2 separate regions of the Homo sapiens genome follow, and region 2 is linked to region 1. A link is an interaction called in ENCODE POLR2A ChIA-PET data of the cell type or tissue named here. Cell type or tissue: GM12878. All regions are shown on one strand. Links, peaks and the distances in the headings refer to the core of each region. The heading gives the core; the rest is flanking DNA.

Evidence for each region. ChIA-PET counts read pairs that join two places held together with the same protein. Peaks named below come from ENCODE experiments on the same cell type or tissue, not always from the same donor. Only the 100,000 strongest peaks of a DNase experiment are listed, where the experiment ranks them.
Region 2: POLR2A ChIA-PET joins it to region 1 with 5 read pairs; 5 of 35 experiments call an interaction of 5 or more read pairs at or near these places.

Annotation. Positions count from the first base shown.
Region 1 is chr4:112,730,807-112,738,806 of GRCh38, reverse strand. It overlaps a transcript of ANK2 not described here and the pseudogene RPL32P13. Among named protein-coding and RNA genes, the nearest start is that of MIR302CHG, 85 kb to the right of the region's middle. RefSeq lists an enhancer at 1-672. In GM12878, for the core only: no CTCF peak of the experiment used is centred there; DNase peaks (open chromatin) are centred at 1,766 and 3,236; H3K4me3 peaks cover 329 bases; H3K27ac peaks cover 1,803 bases.
Region 2 is chr4:112,679,717-112,690,836 of GRCh38, reverse strand. It overlaps the pseudogene OSTCP4. Among named protein-coding and RNA genes, the nearest start is that of MIR302CHG, 35 kb to the right of the region's middle. RefSeq lists a silencer at 7,331-7,492. In GM12878, for the core only: no CTCF peak of the experiment used is centred there; no DNase peak of the experiment used is centred there.

The DNA.
Region 1 (8,000 bases), core at 1-8,000:
AACCCTGTTGTCAATACCTCTGGGTTTCCACCAGTTACGCTTCATTTTGACATATGGGTCTGACTGGTGCCGGATGAACTTCTTGGTTCTCTTTTTAATGATCTTGGGCTTCACAACGGGTCTGAGGGCAGCCGTGATGCTGAGGAGGAGATGGCTGCCACCTCGGTAGGCAGCCCAGAGGAAGAGCTAGAATGTAGTTTTTAACTCACAATTCAGAACTCTCCTGAACCTGCAGACTAGGTTAAGGTTCCTGCTAGCTACCTGCAGCATACAGCCCTTACTACTCTCACAGCACCTGTTAAGTAAGGAACTACTGAAATCACTTGCTTAATTACCTGATGTATACTCCACCTGGGCAAGGATCTTGCATGTCTTTTTTTTTTTTTTTTTTTTTGAGACAGACTCTCACTCTTGTTGCCCAGGCTGGAGTACAGTGGCACAATCTTGGCTCACTGCAACCTCTGCCTCCCTGGTTCAAGCGATTCTCTGGCCTCAGTCTCCTGAGTAGCTTGGATTGCAGGTGCCCACCACCACACCTGGCTAATTTTTGTACTTTTTAAATAGAGACGGGGCTTCGCCATGTTGGCTAGGCTGGTCTCGAACTCCTGACCTCAGGTGATCTGCCCGCCTCGGCCTCCCAAAGTGCTGGGATTACAGGTGTTAGCCACTGCACCCGGCCTCATGTCTTATTCAATTGTGTATCCACAGTGCCTACTATAAACCTGGGCACAGGACAGATCCTCAGTACATAATTGTGGAATTAGTAAATGAGTATTCTCTTATACATCAAGGTTGCTAAATATTTATGTTAGATGAATGGTATGGTAGTTTGTTCTATCGATGTACCCCGATGAACCAAATCTCCTGCTATTTACATCCTTTACTGCCATCTCTTCTTGAATCTGACACATTTTAACCAATAGAATACAGCTAAAGTTGTCCTGTGCCAGTTCCAGGCCTAAGTCTTAAGAAACCTTGAGCTTCCTCCTTTTGTACAAATGGAAGAAAATCCTAACATACATAGTCCAACTCCTTCGACTACCAAGCCAGGAAGAAGCCCAAGTCATCTATATGGTGAGGCCACATGTAAGAGAACTAAGAACCCAGCTGGCAGCAAGAACTGAGGAACTCAGCTGAGCAAGAACTGAACCACTTCTCCCATCAAACTCCACCAACTAGCACCAATGTACCAGTCATGTGAATAGGCCACCTTGGAAGTGGATCATCCAACCCCAGTCAAGCTGCTCCAGCTGATGCCATGTGGAGCAAACTGCCAAGTCCTGCACAAATCTCAGAATCGGGAGCAAATAAATGATAGCTACTGTTTTAAAGCCCTGAACATTGGAATGGTTGTTATGCAGCAACTGATAATTGAGATAGAGGATAGGTGGATATTTACATTTCACAAAAATAAAATACAAACCATGTGCTCTATGTGCATGTATATGCAAAGATTTGCTGCAATGAAAGGCAGCAGATTTACAGAGAGAACTTACATATTTCCTGGACATACAATAGTCTAATATGTTATTAAATCAAGCATTATAGAGTGTTAGCATTTTTCTTTTAGTTATGAAAAATAACTAATGTTTGTGAATATGAACTATTTACTATGTGCACAGCACTTTGTATGCATAAATTCTCACCATAGCAATATGCTAAACATATTATCCCCAATTTATAGACAATGAAACTGATAGTTAGAGAGGAAGTAACCAGGCCAAAGTCACACACTGAGCAAGATTCAGAGCCCAAATTTGAACTCAAACCATGCAACTTCAGAGCCCAAGGTCTTAAAAACACTAGAGGGACTTTCTGAAAAAAAGCCACCACTACCACCACCACTACTTACCACTACCAAAACCAGTCATGAGAACAATGTAATTGTGCTCCTTCAAGGGAGAATTACTGTCACTATTTCTCTTTCTCTCCATTTCCATTCTTTTTCTCTCCAGCTTCAGCTGAGCTCCTCCAAGACTAGTGGTCTAGTGATGCCATCAGCAATCTCACTACATGACAGCCCCCCAACCAGTGTTTAGGAGAAAAATGACACAGTCACGAATGTTACCTCTAAAAAGGATTTGCAGAATGAGCATTAACCTTACCACACATGCAGCACCTACTGAAATAGTGTGATTGCAAGGAAATTCCTCTCTAACAAAAAATCTCTTCCCTGAGTGGCAGATGTCTGAAATCTGCCATTGTGAAGGGGAATGAAAAATGATCTGCCACATGCTTCTGTATACCTGATTCTCTGGACTCAATTTCCTCATCTGTAATATTGGAGAACTGATTTGTTAAATTCTCTAAAACTTTATGGTTCTATTTTTTTTTTTTTTTTTGAGACGGAGTCTTGCTCTGTTGTCCAGGCTGGAGTGCGGTGGAGCAATCTCAGCTCACAGCAACCTCTACCTCCCAGGTTCAAGCAATTCTCCTGCCTCAGCCTCCCAAGTAGCTGCGACTATATAGGCGCAGGCTGCCACGTCTGGCTAATTTTTTGTATATTAGTAGAGATGGGGTTTCACCGTGTTGCCCAGGCTGGTCTCAAACTCCTGAGCTCAGGCAATCTGCCCGTCTAGGCCTCCCAAACTGCTGGGATTACAGGCATGAGCCACCGCGCCCAGCCCTGGTTCTGTTTTTTAATTTAAATTTAAGATAAATTTAGCAGCTATTAGGTTATTAAGTTAGGCAAGGGATTATAAAAATATAGTGATTTAATTGAAAGGCACTTGTCACAGATGGGTTTTATTTCTATTCTGAAACCTAAAAGAAAGAATAGGATTCTGGGAACATAGACTATGTAAATTATAGTCTACCTAAGTAGACTACAAATATAACAGGCTATATAAAATAAACCAATCACAAAAAGACAAATACTGAATGATTCCACTTATATGAGTCACCTATGTAGAAAAATTCATAGAAATATAAAGAACAGTAGTTACCATGGGCTGGGATGAGGAGGAAATGGAGAGCTGTTCAGTGAGTACACAGTTTCAGTTTTGTAAGATGAAAAATTTCTAGAAATTAGTTGCAGAACAATGTGATTAAACCTAATACTACTGAACTGTACACTTAGAAATGGTTAAGCTGATAAATTCTATATGTTTTTTTACCACAATTTAAAAAAAGAAATAGAATATACATACCCCATGAATGGTACAGAGGGTAATACTTCAGTGGTTTGGGGAAATGAGAGATTCACTGGTGTCTTGTGACTGACATCAGTGTAACAAGGAAAGCCCCCTTGTGGGAAGATGGGTGGCAGTCCTTGAAGATGATGAATGTTGACAGGTAGAGACAGGAAGATGAAGAGATAAGCAAAATTGGGGAGGTGGAAGAGGCTGCAATGTATTGGGGGATATGAAGGAACCCAGTCTGATTTAACACTTAAGCAATGTGCACAGAGAAGAAATGCTTAAAGAACCACATCCAGGGAATTTTATATTTTATTTTATTTTATTTTATTTATTTTTGAAACAGAGTATCTCTCTGCCACCCAGCCTGGAGTGCAGTGGCACAATCTCAGCTCACTGCAACCTCTGCCTCCCAGGCTCAAGCGACCCTCTCACCTCAGTAATTTTTGTAGAAACAGGGTTTCACTATGTTGCCCAAGCTGGACTCAAACTCCTGGGCTCAAAGGATCCACCCACCTCAGCCTCTCACAGTGCTGGGATTATAGGCATGAGCCACCTCACTTGGCCAGAATTTTAAATTCACTGAAGTTAGAGTTATATTTCCAGTGTGTATCATTTCTTCATAATTGAGGCAACATGTGCAATTGCTCTAGGGAATGAACTTTTTATTGCTTCAATTTTAGATTGATAAGATCACATTATGATGTATCATTAGGAACAGCTAATAACAGTAATGATCTAATAAGTGTAATGCAATCTAAGACACTTCACAAATAAACAAAAATTAAACCAAACTGGGCAAAACGCCCAGATTACTTCCTACACACACCAACAAAATACTATAAAAGTAAAAATGGAAACAAATGTCTCCCAAAAATGGTGGTTATTTTTGGGTTGTAAAACAATGGAAGACTTTTCTTCTTTTTCTCTGTATTACTTCTTATTTCTGTTTTAAAAATAAGCATGAACATCTTTTGATAATGGGAAAACATTTAATGATATAAATTGTTATTATACGTGGCATAAGAATACAAGAGAACCACTTCTTGAAATCCCGAAAGAAAAACGATGAGGAACCCACCTCTATCTCACCAACATGGGGATTCCAGCTACTTGATAGCAGGCAACTTGCCTTTCATTGATTTTATACACCCCTAACAGGGATCCTCACAGTATACTTTCTCCAATAAGTAGTTTTTGACTATTAATGACTCTGGACACAGGAAAAGGAAAGGTTCTAAGCCATCCCAAGAATATATTTTGGCCCTGAATTTAACTAGAAAGAGGGAATAGCAGAAATGCTCCCACTACTCACCAAGCTAAAGATAATATTTTCAGCACTTGTCAAGTCCCATCAGTGAGCCAGCTAGGGAGCTCAGTTCCTTCTCCAAAAGATTAGAAAGTAGGCATCTTGTTCTCTTAAGGAGAGACTGTGAGTAGGCTTAAAATTGAATTCACACTTTTCATCACTAATGGAAATCAATGTTACTATTCCTTCTGTTTCCTTCCACAGATATACTATGCATATATATATGTATATATGCAAATATGTATTTTACACACACACACACCACATCATATAAGTAATCTCTGTTAGCTGGATGTGTTGGCTCACGCCTGTAAACCCAGCACTTTGGGAGGCCGAGGCGGGTGGATCACCTGAGGCCAGGAGTTCGAGACCAGCCTGGCCAACATGGTGAAACCCCGTCTCTACTAAAAATACAAAAATTAGCCGGGTGTGGTGGCGGGCAGCTGTATTCCCAGCTACTTGGGAGGCTGATGCAGGAGAATTGCTTGAACCCAGGAGGCGGAGGTTGCAGTGAGTTGAGATCACATCATTGCACTCCAGGCTGGGCGACAAGGTGAGACTCCGTCTCAAAAAACAAACAAACAAACAAAATTGGTCTCTGTCTTCAGTTTTTCCTTTTCTTTTCTTTTCTATGCAATATATTTAACCTATAGCTATGGTGTTAATTCTTGTTGATTTGAATCAAAGTTGAATTGTTGAATTGAATTGAAGAAAATTTCCTTAATTCATTCCACAAATGTTTAATTTGAGCTAGATGCTGGGTCTGTATCAGTGAAAAAACCAGTTTCTGCAGAAGCTTGAAGTCTAATTTGCAAAGTCATGGTAAGTTATTAGTATAAAACTTACATAATTTCTATTAAAAAATGTGTACATGTATGAAATAACTAGAGTAAAATTACTCATGAACTAATGCTTTGTCACTAGTAGAGCTATGGGCTACATATGGAGCAGATACCGGACCTCCAAATACCAGGACAAAGAAGCAGAATTGGATAGGCTTTGGTTAAACTAGGATTTTACATGTGAGAGGCACTTAATATATAATCATATCCCAATTATTTATACTTAGAGGAGGAATCCAAGTCTCAGGGAGATATAAATAACAGTGTTATTTATTTTTTTTATGTATTATTATTATTATTTTTGAGGCAGCGTCTTGTTTTGTCGCCCATGCTGGAGTGCAGTGGCAGGATCTTGGCTCACTGCAACCTCCACCTGCCGGGTTCAAGCAATTCTCTGCCTCAGCCTCCAGATTAGCTGGGATTACAGGTGCCCGCCACCACACCTGGCTAATTTTTTTGTATTTTTAGTAGACGGGGTTTCACCATCTTGGCCAGGCTGGTCTTGAACTCCTGACCTCGTGATTTACTGGCCTCAGCCTCCCAAAGTGCTGGGATTACAGGCGTGAGCCACCGTGCCTGGCCCCTTTTTTTTTGTATTTTTAGTAGAGACGGGGTTTCACCATGCTGGCCAGGCTGGTCTCAAACTCCCGACCTTGTGATCCCCCCGCCTCAGCCTCCCAAAGTGCTGAGATTATAGGCGTGAGCCACCACGCCCAGCCTGAAACACTGAGTGTTATTTAGAAGCATAGATTCATGCTCTTTCTAGTCCAGGGTAGACCACATTGTTTGGTGTTGGTGAAGACCCAAGTAGATGACTTCTAAAAGTGCGTCCCAACACTCAATTGTGAGGCTAGATTCTGTTTTGTAGAAAACACTGTAAGGAGAGAACACCTCTCTGGGAGCAATCAGTAGCAACATTGCAAAGAGTTTATGACCATGAACTCAAGAACCTGACTGCTACAATTAAAAATCCCTACTCTGGCTGGGCACAGGCCTGTGATTTCAGCACTTTAGGAGGCCAAGGTGGAAGGACTGCTTGAGGCCAGAAGTTTGAGACTAGCCTGGGCAACACAAGGAGACTCCCCTTGCTACAAAAAACAAGAAGTAAATAGCTGGGTATGGTAATGTAGTGCCTGTAGCTACTCGGGAACAGGATTGGTTGGGCCCAGTAGTTTGAGTAGTTTCAGGTTGCAGTGAGCTACGATCATGCCACTGCACTCCAGCCTGGGCAACAGGGCCAGACCCTGTTTCTTGAAAAAAAAAAAAAAAAAATCCCTACTCTGTCAATTCCCACATCTGTAAAATAGGAATAATAATGGTATCCATTTTATAGTCATTGTGAGAGTAAAATGAGCTGATACACCCAGTGGTGTGCTGGTAGATGTTTAACCAGCCTAGGAATAAGAAAGCTCTGTAGCTTTGTAGCACTTACCAATTTCCTACCTGATTTCAAGCCACCAACATGAGTCAACTAGCTTATAGAATTCCTGATATTTTAACCATTGGCTCTTGTGAGCTGGTACTTGTATACCACAACATATGAAATATTTATGAAAATCCCTGAGCCAGGCATGGTGCCGCACACCTGTTGTCCCGGCTACTTGAGAACCTAAGGCTTGAGCCCAGGAATTGAAGGCTGTAGTGTGCAATGATTGTGCCTGTGAACAGCCACATAGGCACTCCTCTAGCCCAGGAAACATAGTGAGACCTTGCTTCTGCACTTTGAGTATTACATGCATACAAAACATGTAGATATTAGTTACTATATGTACTTTTTTTTTTTTTTGAGACAAGGTCTCACTCTGTTGCCCAGGTTGTAGTGCAGGGGCACGATCATGGCTCACTGCAGCTTCAAACTCCCAGGCTCAAGCAATCCTCCCACCTCACAGCCTCTGAAATAGCTGGGGACTACAGGCATGTGCACACACACCCCACAATTTTTGTATTTTCTGTAGAGATTGGGGTCTTATTTTATTGCTCAGTCTGGTCTCAAACTCCTGAGCTCAAGTGATCTAGATCTACCCACCTCAGCCTCCCAAAGTGCTGGGATTACAGGCATGAGCCACTGCGCTCGGCCTAGTTCCTTATTTTAATGGAAAAAAGTGTACATATTTATGCTGTAAAACAAGATGTTTTGATATATGTGTATACTGTGAAATACGTAAATCAAGTTAGTTAACTTATTCATTACCTCACATATTTATCTTTTTTTTTTTTTTTTTTTTGAGACTACATCTTGCTCTTGCCCAGGCTGGAAGACAGTGAAGTGGTGCAATTATGGCTCACTGCAACCTCAACCTCCCAGGCTCAAGCAATCCTCCCATCTTGGTCTCCCAAGTAGCTGGGACTACAGTTGTGCACCACTCAGCCTTTTTTTTTTAGACAGAGTCTTGCTCTGTCGCCAGACTGGAGTGCAGTGGTGTAACTCGGCCCACTGCAACCTCCACCTCCTGGGTTCAAGCGATTCTCCTGCCTCAGCCTCCTGAGTAGCTGGGTCCACAGGCACGGGCCACCATGCCCAGCTAATTTTTTTTTGTATTTTTAGTAGAGATGGGGTTTCACCATGTTGGCCGGAATGGTCTCGATCTCTTGACCTCATGATCCTCCCTCCTCGGCCTCCCAAAGTGCTGGGACTACAGGCGTAGCCACCGCGCCTGCTCTTTTTTTTTTTTAGAGACAGTGTCTCACTATGTTGCCCTGCTGGTCTTGAAT
Region 2 (11,120 bases), core at 1,194-9,193, 49 kb after region 1:
TATAAATGGAATCATAGAATATGTAGCCATCTGAGATTGGCTTTTTTTGTTCAGCAAAATTCCCTGGAGATTCATTCTAGTTGTTGCATGCATCAGTGGTTCATTCCTTTTTATTGTAGAGTAGTATAAATTAGAATTTTTTTTCCTTTAATAAACAGGTCTTGCTATGTTGCCCAAGCTGAGTGCAATGGCTATTCACAGGCACAATTGCACTACTCATCAGCGGGAAAGTTTTGACCTACTTTCTTTCCAACCTGGGCCTGTTCACCCCTACCAAGGTAACCTGGTTGTCCCCTGCCCTCAGGAAGTCACCATGTTGATTCTGAACTTAGTGCAGACAAGTGATTGGTATAGCACACTGCAGCCCTCCTAGTCTCAAGGATTCTCCTTATTGTGATAGAAGATGCTGTGGTGTCTGGTATGAAGATTCTAATTTAGACAGGCCTATTGTCCCAGCTACTGTGTTAACCTCAGACACCACAGCATCTTCTTTTTCTTTTCTTTTTTTTTTTTTTTGAGACGGAGTTTCACTCTTGTTGCCCAGGCTGGAGTGCAATGGCATGACCTCAGCTCACTGCAGTCTCTGCCTCCCAGGCTCAAGCAATTCTCCTGCCTCAGCCTCCCTAGTAGCTGGGATTACAGGCATGTGCCACCATGCCTGGCTAATTTTGTATTTTTAGTAGAGATGGGGTTTCTCCATGTTGGTCAGGCTGGTCTCGAACTCCCGACCTCAGGTGATCTGCCTGCCTCAGCCTCCCAAAGCGCTGGGATTACAGGCATGAGCCACCGCGCCCAGCTTCTTTTTTTTTTTTTTTTTTAGACAAAGTCTCGCTCTGTCGCCCAGGCTGGAGTGCAGTGGCACAATCTCAGCTCACTGCATTCTCCGCCTCCTGGGTTCAAGCGATTCTCTGGCCTCAGCCTCCCGAGTAGCTGGGACTACATGCGCGTGCCACCATGTCCGGCGTATTTTTTGTATTTTTAGTAGAGACAGGGTTTCACCATGTTAGCCAGGATGGTCTCGATCTCCTGACCTCATGATCCGCCTGCCTCAGCCTCCCAAAGTGCTGGGATTACAGGCGTGAGCCACCGCTCCCGGCCACAGCATCTTCTATAACAATATATTTTAAGAAACTAAATACAGGCTGGACACGGTGGCTCACACCTGTAATCCTAGCACTTTGTGAGACCGAGGCGGGCAGATTACCTGAGGTCAGGAGTTCGAGACCAGCCTGACCAACATGGAGAAAATCTGTCTCTACTAAAAATACAAAAAATTAGCCGGGCGTGGTGGCACATGCCTATAATCCCAGCTACTCAGGAGGCTGAGGCAGGAGAATCGCTTGAACCTGGGAGGTGGAGGTTACGGTGAGCCAGGATGGCGCCATTGCACTCCAGCCTGGGCAACAACAGCGAAACTCCATCTAAAAAAAAAAAGAAAGAAACTAAATACAAGTGACTGTAAGAGTCAAAGATTGCATTGAAATTAATATGGGCCTACTTTTGCATTCAGGAGTGTAATGGTAACTTCACGTGAATATGGCCCCGGGGTGAAGCCCAGGACAGTCTTTCGAATAGGAAATGTATAAAGTTAGGAAATACCACTGTGTTTGTATGTATTTTAATCATTTGGTCAACACTATTTATGTTGACCTTAAGGAACAAGAATAGTAATCCTAGATTGAATGAAACCTCTAGAAGAGGCTTCTGACCTTCTTCTCCACTGGGATAATTTCCATTTCCTCAGGGCAGCATGCTTGGTACATGAAGAGCCAAAGTGAAAACCAGCTAATTGAGTAGGTCAAAAGGGTAAAGTACTCTTCTATGGACTTGCTCTGGTGTTTAGAACAACTTCCTTTTGAAGGACAAATTCATCTTAGTGGATTAAGATGATATTGCCTATTCAGAGGAGTTAGGAAACTGTGAAGGAAAAGGACAGATGAGGAAAACTGCAAATTCAGGACACTTCGAACCTCACAATTGTTTAAACAGCTTTGTAAAAAGCTTCAGGAAATGTGAGATAGTACTCTGTCAAGAAGCACTTTTCCTTTTTTTTTTTTTTTTTTTAATTTTTTTGAGGCAGGATCTCACTTTGTCACCCAGGCTGGAGTACAATGGCACATCTAGGCTCACTATAGCCTCGACCCCCTGGGCTCAAGCTATCCTCCCACCTCACCCTCCCAAGAAGATGGAACCACAGGCATGTACCACCACGCCCGGATAATTTTTTGTATTTTTGGTGGAGACAGGGTTTCACCATCTTGCCAAGTCTGGTCTCGAACTCCTGAGGTCAAATGATCTTTTTTTTTTCTTCTTTTGAGTAGGAGTCTCACTGTATCACCCAGGTTGGAGTGCAGTGGTGTGATCTCGGCTCACTGCAACCTCTGCCTCCCGGGTTCAACAGATTCTCCTGCCTCAGCCTCCTGAGTAGCTGGGATTACAGGCGCGCGCCACCATTCCCGGCTAATTTTTGTATTTTTAGTAAAGACGGGGTTTCATCATGTTGATCAGGCTGGTCTTGAACTCCTGACCTGAACTCCACCTGCCTTGGCCTCCCAAAGTGCTGGGATTACAGGCATGAGCCACTGCGCCTGGCCTTCAAATGATCTTTCTGCCTCAGCCTCCAAAGTGCTAGGATTACAGGTGTGAACCACTGCACCCGGCCAAGAAGCACTTTTCTAAAAGAGGAAGCTAGAATATAAAATTATTCTACAAATATATATATATAAATTCTGGCCTAAGTGCAGTGGCTTGCATTTGTAATCCCAGCTTCTCAGGAGGCTAAGCCAGAAGCATGGCTTGATGCCAGAGTTCAAGACTGCAGTGACCTATGACTGTGTCACTGCATCTCAGCCTGGGTGACAGAGCAAGACCCAGTCTCAAAAAAAAAAAAAAAGGAATTTTGCCATATGATAGAATGTCTTTCTTTCAAAGTATTAGCTTTTGGTGAGATCATGGAGGGAATATGAGGAGAGAAAATAATGTTAGACATAGGTTTTTAGATGGGAAAATGTGTGTTTGACCCCTTATGATTTTTAAAATTAAAATATGATCTAAGGATCTGTAAATGGGAGCAGAATATTTATACCCAACTAGGAAAATTTGAATAGCAAATTTCATTGGTTTGCAGATGGTACATAAATGTGACTTTGCAAAAATAGATCAGAGAGAACAGGAGAGAAATGGAGAGTAATTTATTCCAGTGACAAAGAAAACAATGTCTAGACCCCATAACTAAACAATTGTTTTCCTGTTTCTGCTAAAAGTACTTTATATGTTAACTTTTAAGATAATTACCTCAATATTTTATTCAGTTGAGCATGCAAGGAACATTTTAGTTTGTGTCCTTTAAAGTTTCTTTCCTTCGGCTGGACGCAGTGGCTCACACCTGTAATCCCAGCACTTTGGGAGGCCCAGGCGAGCGGATCACCTGAGGTCGGGAGTTCGAGACCAGCCTCACCAACATGGAGAAACCCCGTCTCTACTAAAAATACAAAATTAGCCAGGTGTGGTGGCACATTCCTGTAATCCCAGCTACTCGGGAGGCTGAGGTGGGAGAATCGCTTGAACCCGGGAGGCGGAGGTTGCGGTGAGCCGAGATCACCCCACTGCACTCCAGCCTGGGCAACAAGAGCAAAACTCCATCTCAAAAAAAAATTAAAAAATAAAAAATAAAGTTTCTTTCCTTCTCTGTGCTCTTTTTTTTTTTTTGAACCATGCAAATGGAGATATGAAGAATAATAAAGCTAAAAGACCAGGATGAGGATAAAACATACCCCAGAAGTCAACTATTCAGACCCATTAAGCGTTTCAAACTCTGTGTGTCCAAAACCAACTTCAGCTGCTTCTCTGTGTTTTCACATGAAATCTAGAATTTTAGGGATTATCCTAATCTCCTTCTCTCCCTCCAATCTTCCCCACAACAGTCATTGAATTCTCCTCATACCAACTTCTTTTGTAGTACTTCCCTTCTCTGTCTTTGCATTTGCCACTATCTTTATTCACACTCTCACCATCCTCCCGGTCCCACTTACCCCCTCATTTTAAAGATGGACTAGGACTTCCTGAGTGGTCTTTCTGACTCTGATCCTATGATCTATCCTAGAATGATCTTTCTAAAACAAAAATCTAACCAGGTGGCACCTCTCCTTCCACTCCAAGTATTCAGTAAATGCTTGGATTGGATACACTGGATTCAATAAAATCCAAATTCTTCAGTTTAATACACAAAGTTCTTCACAATCTGGTCCTGGCTTGTGGCTTCTGCCTCATGACCAGCCATTCCAGCACTACACACAGGGTCCTGAGTATGTCTTACTCTTCACCACCACTTTGCCTTCAAATATCTTGCTCCCTATTATTCAAATGCTTCCCTTACTTTTATGAAACACAGCTCAAGATCCCTCTTCTGGGCTCTGCTACCCCCAGCCCCACCCCACACCAGTCTACTTTATTTATTTTATTATTAATTAATTCATTTATTCATTCATTTATTTTTGAGACAGTCTCGCTCTGTCACCCAGGCTGAAGTGCAGTGACGTGATCTTGGCTCACTGCAAACTCCGCCTCCCAGGTTCAAGCGATTCTCCTGCCTCAGCCTCTTGAGTAGCTGGGATTACAGGTGCCCACCACCATGCCCAGCTGATTTTTGTATTTTTAGTAGAGACGGGGTTTCATCATGTTGGCCAGGCTGGTCTCGAACTCCTGACCTCGTGATCTGCCTGCCTCAGCCTCCCAAAGTGCTGGGATTACAGGCATGAGCCACCGTGCCTGGCCTTATTTATTTATTTTTAATTAGGAAGATGATTTATTTCTGCTCCTTTCATATATCCTATTGTTCAGGAAACAGTCTTACATACATATCTGAAATAATCTACCATCACACACTCTAGTTAAAGGCAAAGCACCATAGGTAAAGCTGATAAGCTGTCCAGAGTTCTCAGCTTATGGAACCTTGCTTCTTAATTTTATGTTAATTTCTGAAAATCAGAAATGTCATCTCCAAAAAATGTTAAGGGGGCTGTAAAAAATAATTATTTGATATTATAGTTGTAGATATGGAGTAAGAAATGAAAAACTAAGAAGAAAATGCCACTAAACATAATTGGTATAGCAATAGGACAGCAGGAAAAAAAGATACTGTAATAAAATTGTCTCTTTAATACCAAGAAATTCTAGTCCAAGCTTCAATACGCTTCCTGTTTTTATCACTGGATATTTCTTTTACTGCTGCTCTTCATTCTTTTCCACATGTCATATTAGAGGATTGGTACAGTCTTTAAAACTTCATTGACAGGAGCAAATCCAGTATCCACTGATTTCTTCTCAAAGGCACTCTAACCCATCAGATAGCCCGGCAGTTTCATTCTCATGAATACTCCAGCCATGAAAAAATTTAATAGGACACAGACAAATCCAATGACTAGAAGAAGAAATCTATTGAGTTTGGGGATCTTTGGTGCACTCAATGGGTCCAGGATTATGAAACTTAAACCTCCCATGGTAAACAGGAAGCTGGATGCAAGTCGTTCCATAATATATTGTCCATTTACCCTGTAGACCAAGAAAGGTACTGGCCTCTGATACCCATGTTCATCAGTCATAGAGCCACACTTGGAGGTTCAACAATAACAACATAAATTATTCCTCCAGTGATGAGGAAGTAAGATACCGTCACCAGAGCATACACAGTCATGGCCGATGGTATGTGCAGCCAGGGCGGCTTCTTCAGCTTCAGGTTGGGACATTTAAGCACTAAGAATGGGACACGGTACAAAGTCTCCATGTTGGTGGCAGCAAGCTATTTATTTATTTATTTTATTTTTATTTTTATTTTTTGAGACTGGTCTTACTCAGTTGCCCAGGGTGGAATGCGGTGGCACGATCTCGGCTCACTGCTAGCTCCGCCTCCCGGGTTCACGCCATTCTCCTGCCTCAGCCTCCCGAGCAGCTGGGACTACAGGCGCCCACCGCCATGCCCGGCTAATTTTTTGTATTTTTAGTAGAGACGGGGTTTCACTGTGCTAGCCAGGACGGTCTCTATCTCCTGACCTCGTAATCCGCCTGCCTCGACCTCCCAAAGTGCTGGGATTACAGGCATGAGCCAACGTGCCCGGCGTACTATTTGTTTATTTTTAAGACAAGGTCTTGCTGTGTCACCCAGAATGGGGCGCAGTGATGTGATAACGGCTCACTGCAGCCTAGACCACCTGGGCTAAAGACATCCTCCCACATCAGCTTCCCAAGTAGCTGGGACTATAGTTGCATGTCACCAGGCCAGCTAATTTTTAAATTTTTTGGTAGATACAGGGTTTTGCCATGTTAAAAATTTCTCTCTTTTATGCTCTTATTTTACCTATATTATGCATTCTTTCACTTACTCAATAAATACTTTTGAGTACCTACTATGTGTCAGGCATTGTACTATACTGTCACTCTACTGTGATGATTTACATGTCTCCCCCCTACTTGAACATAAGCTCCCTAGATACACATTCCATTTAAATACAGTAATGAATGGGTGAATGGATGATGGATGGATGGATGGATAGATGGACGGATGGATGCATGGAGACTTTTGATGGTAGCTAACAGGGTTCCTTACAAGCTCCTATATGTATACATTTATACATATTTTATATATTATATAAATATATTTATATATTTATATAATATATATATTTATATTTTATATAAATATATATAAAAATATATAAAAATATATATATATAAATATATATAAATATATATTTATAAATATATATTTATAAATTTTTATAAATATATATTTATATACATATTTATAAATATATATATAAATACTTATAAATATATATATTTATATAAATATTTATAAATACATATTTATATAAATATATAAATAATATATAAATATATAATATATAAATAATATAAATAATATATAAATATATATAAAACTATCTATTTAAATATATAAATATATTATATAAATATAACTATATATTTTTATATATTTAAATATATATTTTTATATTATATATATATATTTTTTGAGACAGATTCTCGCTCCATTGTCCAGGCTGGAATGCTATGGCGTGATCTCAGCTCATTGCAACCTCTGCCTCCCGGGTTCAAGCAATTCTCCTGCCTTAGCCTCCCAAGTAGCTGGGATTGCAGGTACCCACCACCATGCCCAGCTAATTTTTTTTTTTTTTGTATTTTTAGTAGAGACAGGGTTTCACTATGTTGGCCAGACTGGTCTTGAACTCCTGACCTCAGGTGATCCACCCGCCTTGGCCTCCCAAAGTGCTGGGATTACAGGTATGAGCCACCGCACCTGGCCCAAGATATTTTTATATTAATTATTGTAGGCGGGGTGTGGTGGCTCATGCCTGTAATCCCAGGACTTTGGGAGGATGAGGCAGGCGGATTTCCTGAGGTCAGGAGTTGGAGACCAGCTTAGCCAACATGATAAAATCTCGTCTCTACTACAAATACAAAAATTAGCTGGACGTGGTGGTGCATGCCTATAATCCTAGCTACTTGGGAGGCTGAGGCAGGAGAATTGCTTGAACCCGGGAGGCGGAGGTTGCAGTGAGCCGAGATCATGCCATTGCACTGCAGCCCGGGCGACAGTGTGAAACTCTGACTCAAAAAAAGAAAGAAAGAAAGAGAGAAATGTTCCTACATACAATGATTTTTTGTTTGTTTGTTTTTTGAGATGGAGTCTCACTCTGCCACCCAGGCCAGGCTGGAGTGCAGTAGCAGGACCTCAGCTCACTGCAATCTCTGCCTCCTGGGTTCAAGCAATTCTCCTGCCTCAGTCTCCTGAGTAGCTGGGATTACAGGCACTCGCCACCATGCCCGGCTACTTTTTTGTATTTTTAGTAGAGACGGGGTTTCACCATGTTGGCCAGGCTGTTCTCAAACTCCTGACTTCGTGATCCGCCCGCGTTGGCCTCCCAAAGTGCTGGGATTTCAGGCGCACCCGACCGTATGTAGGAACATTTCTAAGATGTATTAGAACCTCTCTGCCTTCTAAAAACACCAGGACCATTTGGCCCTACTAAATGACACTTTACTAATGTTCTTTGGAGGGCTTGAGTTTTCCTTTAAAATTTTTGTTTTCTTCCGTGCTGACAGGAAATCACTTGTTGCTTAATTGTCATTGATATGCCACCTGAAGCAGCTGATTTTCCTCTAACACCATTCTGATCTGTTATAAGGTTGGAAGCCACATCATGAGAACTGCTGTAACTTCATGCAAAATGCAAACCAATAGATTCAGAATGAGGCCCTGAAGATTCTTATGAGATTGGTCTTGTCCAAACACTTGGGGGTTGATTAAAGAAAAAACAATTTTTTTTAAAAGAGAATAGTCTTGAATCCAGGGCACCGAACTTTATGACAACTATTTTTCCTACTCAGAATAATTCCTTACTTCCTGATTCTTTGGGCTCTTGACAAATGTGGCATTAATATGTAAAATGTAGTACCATTTTAAAAACTAGAGTCCACAAAAGGCTAGGCCTTACAGTGGCTCATGCCTGTAATCCCAGCATTTTGGGAGACCAAGGTGCGAGAATCGCTTGAACCCAGGATTTCAAGACCAACCTGGGCAATGTAGCAAGACATGATCTCTACTAAACATTAAAAACAAAAACAAACAAACAAAATACACTAGCCAGGCATGGTGGTGTGCGCCTGTAGTCCTAGCTACTCCAGAGGCTAAAGCAGGAGGATCTCTTGAACAGGGGAGTTTGTGGTTGCAGTGAGCTATGATCATACCAGTGCATTCAAACCTGGGTGACAAAGCAAGACCTTGTCTCAAAAATAATAATAAATAAATAAAATCCACAAAAAGAGGAATTAATATTTGAACATGCACCTATATAGGAAATAGTGATAAGATATGGTATTGTGAAAAGACACATTTTAAATTCTATTTGATTTAAATATCTGGCGTAATCTATGGTACTTTTTAGTAAATGAAAATAACATGAGCTTGGGAATCAGATGAACCCAGGTCCAAAATTTTGTTCTGTCCATTTGGGTGACCTTTGTGTAACTTAGCTATTTTCCCTTCATTTTCGTCTATAGAATCCCTAACCTGAAAAATTGAGATAAAAACACTTTTTTTCTTTCTTTTTTTTTGAGATGGAGTCTCTCTGTGTCGCCCAGGCTGGAGTACAGTGGCGCAATCTCAGCTCACTGTAACCTCCACCTCCCGGGTTCAAGTGATTCTCCTGCATCAGCCTCCCGAGTAACTGGGATTACTGGCGCACACCACCATGCCCAGCTAATTTTTGTATTTTTAGTAGAGACAGGGTTTCACCATGTTAGCCAGGATGGTCTCCAACTCCTGACCTCGTGATCCACCAGACTCGGCCTCCCAAAGTGCTGGGATTACAGGTGTGAGCCACTGCGCCTGGCCCCAAAACACTTTTTTTACTGAATTGTTTGCAAATAGATTAAGATAGTAATTTAAGAGCAGTTGCTTATTTGGCACTTTCTATTGCAGAAATGAGCTAAAATAAGATAGGGTTATGTATCAGTCATTAAAGAGATAACACTAACCATCTCAACAAAATCATTAATGTTTTACTGGGCAAATCTTGTGATCTTTTTCAATTGTATGCTATCAGTGCCCTCTGTGATCTTTGCTCACCTGTGATTACAGCTTTGCTCATCCTCCTGTCATGAGATCTCCTCTACTATGAGTGGCAACGAACTCTTCCCTAGACCATCAGGTCACTCTTACAGAGGGTCTTGGGTTATCTTCCTGTGTGAAGCAAGCTAAGGAAATGATGTGGGGTGGTTCCCAGCCTCTGACCACTGAGCTGCTCCAGCCACTAACAACGTTTTGCTTTTTATTTTTTTATTTTTATTTTTATTTATTATTTTTTTGAGATGGAGTCTTGTTCTGTTGCCCAGGCTGGAGTGCAGTGGTGCAATGTCACCTCGCTCCAACCTCTGCCTCAAGGGTTCAAGCAATTCTCCTGCCTCAGCCTCCCGAGTAGCTGGGGTTACAGGCATGTGCCACTGCGGATAATGTTTTGCATTTTCAGTAGAGATGGGGTTTCACCATGTTGGCCAGGGCCAGGCTGGTCCCGAACTTTTGACCTCAGATGATCCACCCACCTTGGCCTCCCAAAGTGCTGGGATTGCAAGCGTGAGACACCATGCCCAGACAACAACGTTTTACTTTTAAAATTCTGAGTGTGTCGTAAGCACTTTGTTGTATCCATTAACAAACTCAATCATATGAGACAGATAGCATTTTCTTAATTAACTGATTTATTATATATATACACATATTTTTTTTTAAGAGATGGGGACTCCCTCTGTCATCCAGATTGGAATACAGTGACATGATAGATCATAGCTCACTGCAGCCTTGAACCCCTGGGTTGAAGCAATCCTCCTGCCTCAGCTTCCCCAGTAGCTGGAACTACAGGTGTGCGCCACTGCACCCAGCTGACAGATACTATTATTATACATACTTAACAGATAAGAAAACTGAGGCAGAAGTTTGAGTCTGTGCTGTCCAATGTCATATCCATTAGCTCATGTAACAATTGAGCTCTTGAAACATGGCTTGTCTGGGCCAGGCGTGGTGGCTCACGCCTGTAATCTCAGCACTTTGGGAGGCTGAGGCGGGTGGATCACTTGAGGTCAGGAGTTCAAGACCAGCCTGGCCAACATGGTGAAACCCCGTCTCTACTAAAAGCACAAAAATTAGACAGGTGTGGTGGCAGGTGTCTCTAATCCCAGCTACTTGGGAGGCTGAGGAACAAGAATCACTTGAACCTGGGAGGCAGAGGTTGCAGTGAGCCGAAATCTTACAACTGAGATCGTACCACTGCACTCCAGCCTGGGTGATGAAGTGAGACTCTGTCTCAAAAAAAAAAAAAAAAAAAAAAGGCGGCTTGTCGGAATTGTGATCTAAGTGTAAAGCACACACTAGATTTCAAAGACTTTAAACTATCTCATTAACATTAGTTTACATTAATTATATGTTGAAATTTTTTGGATATATTGGCTTAAGTGAAATACATTATTAAAATTAATTTCACCTGTTTCTTTTCACGTTCTTTAATCTGGTTACTAGAAAATTTTAAATTAGCCAGGCGCAGTGGCTC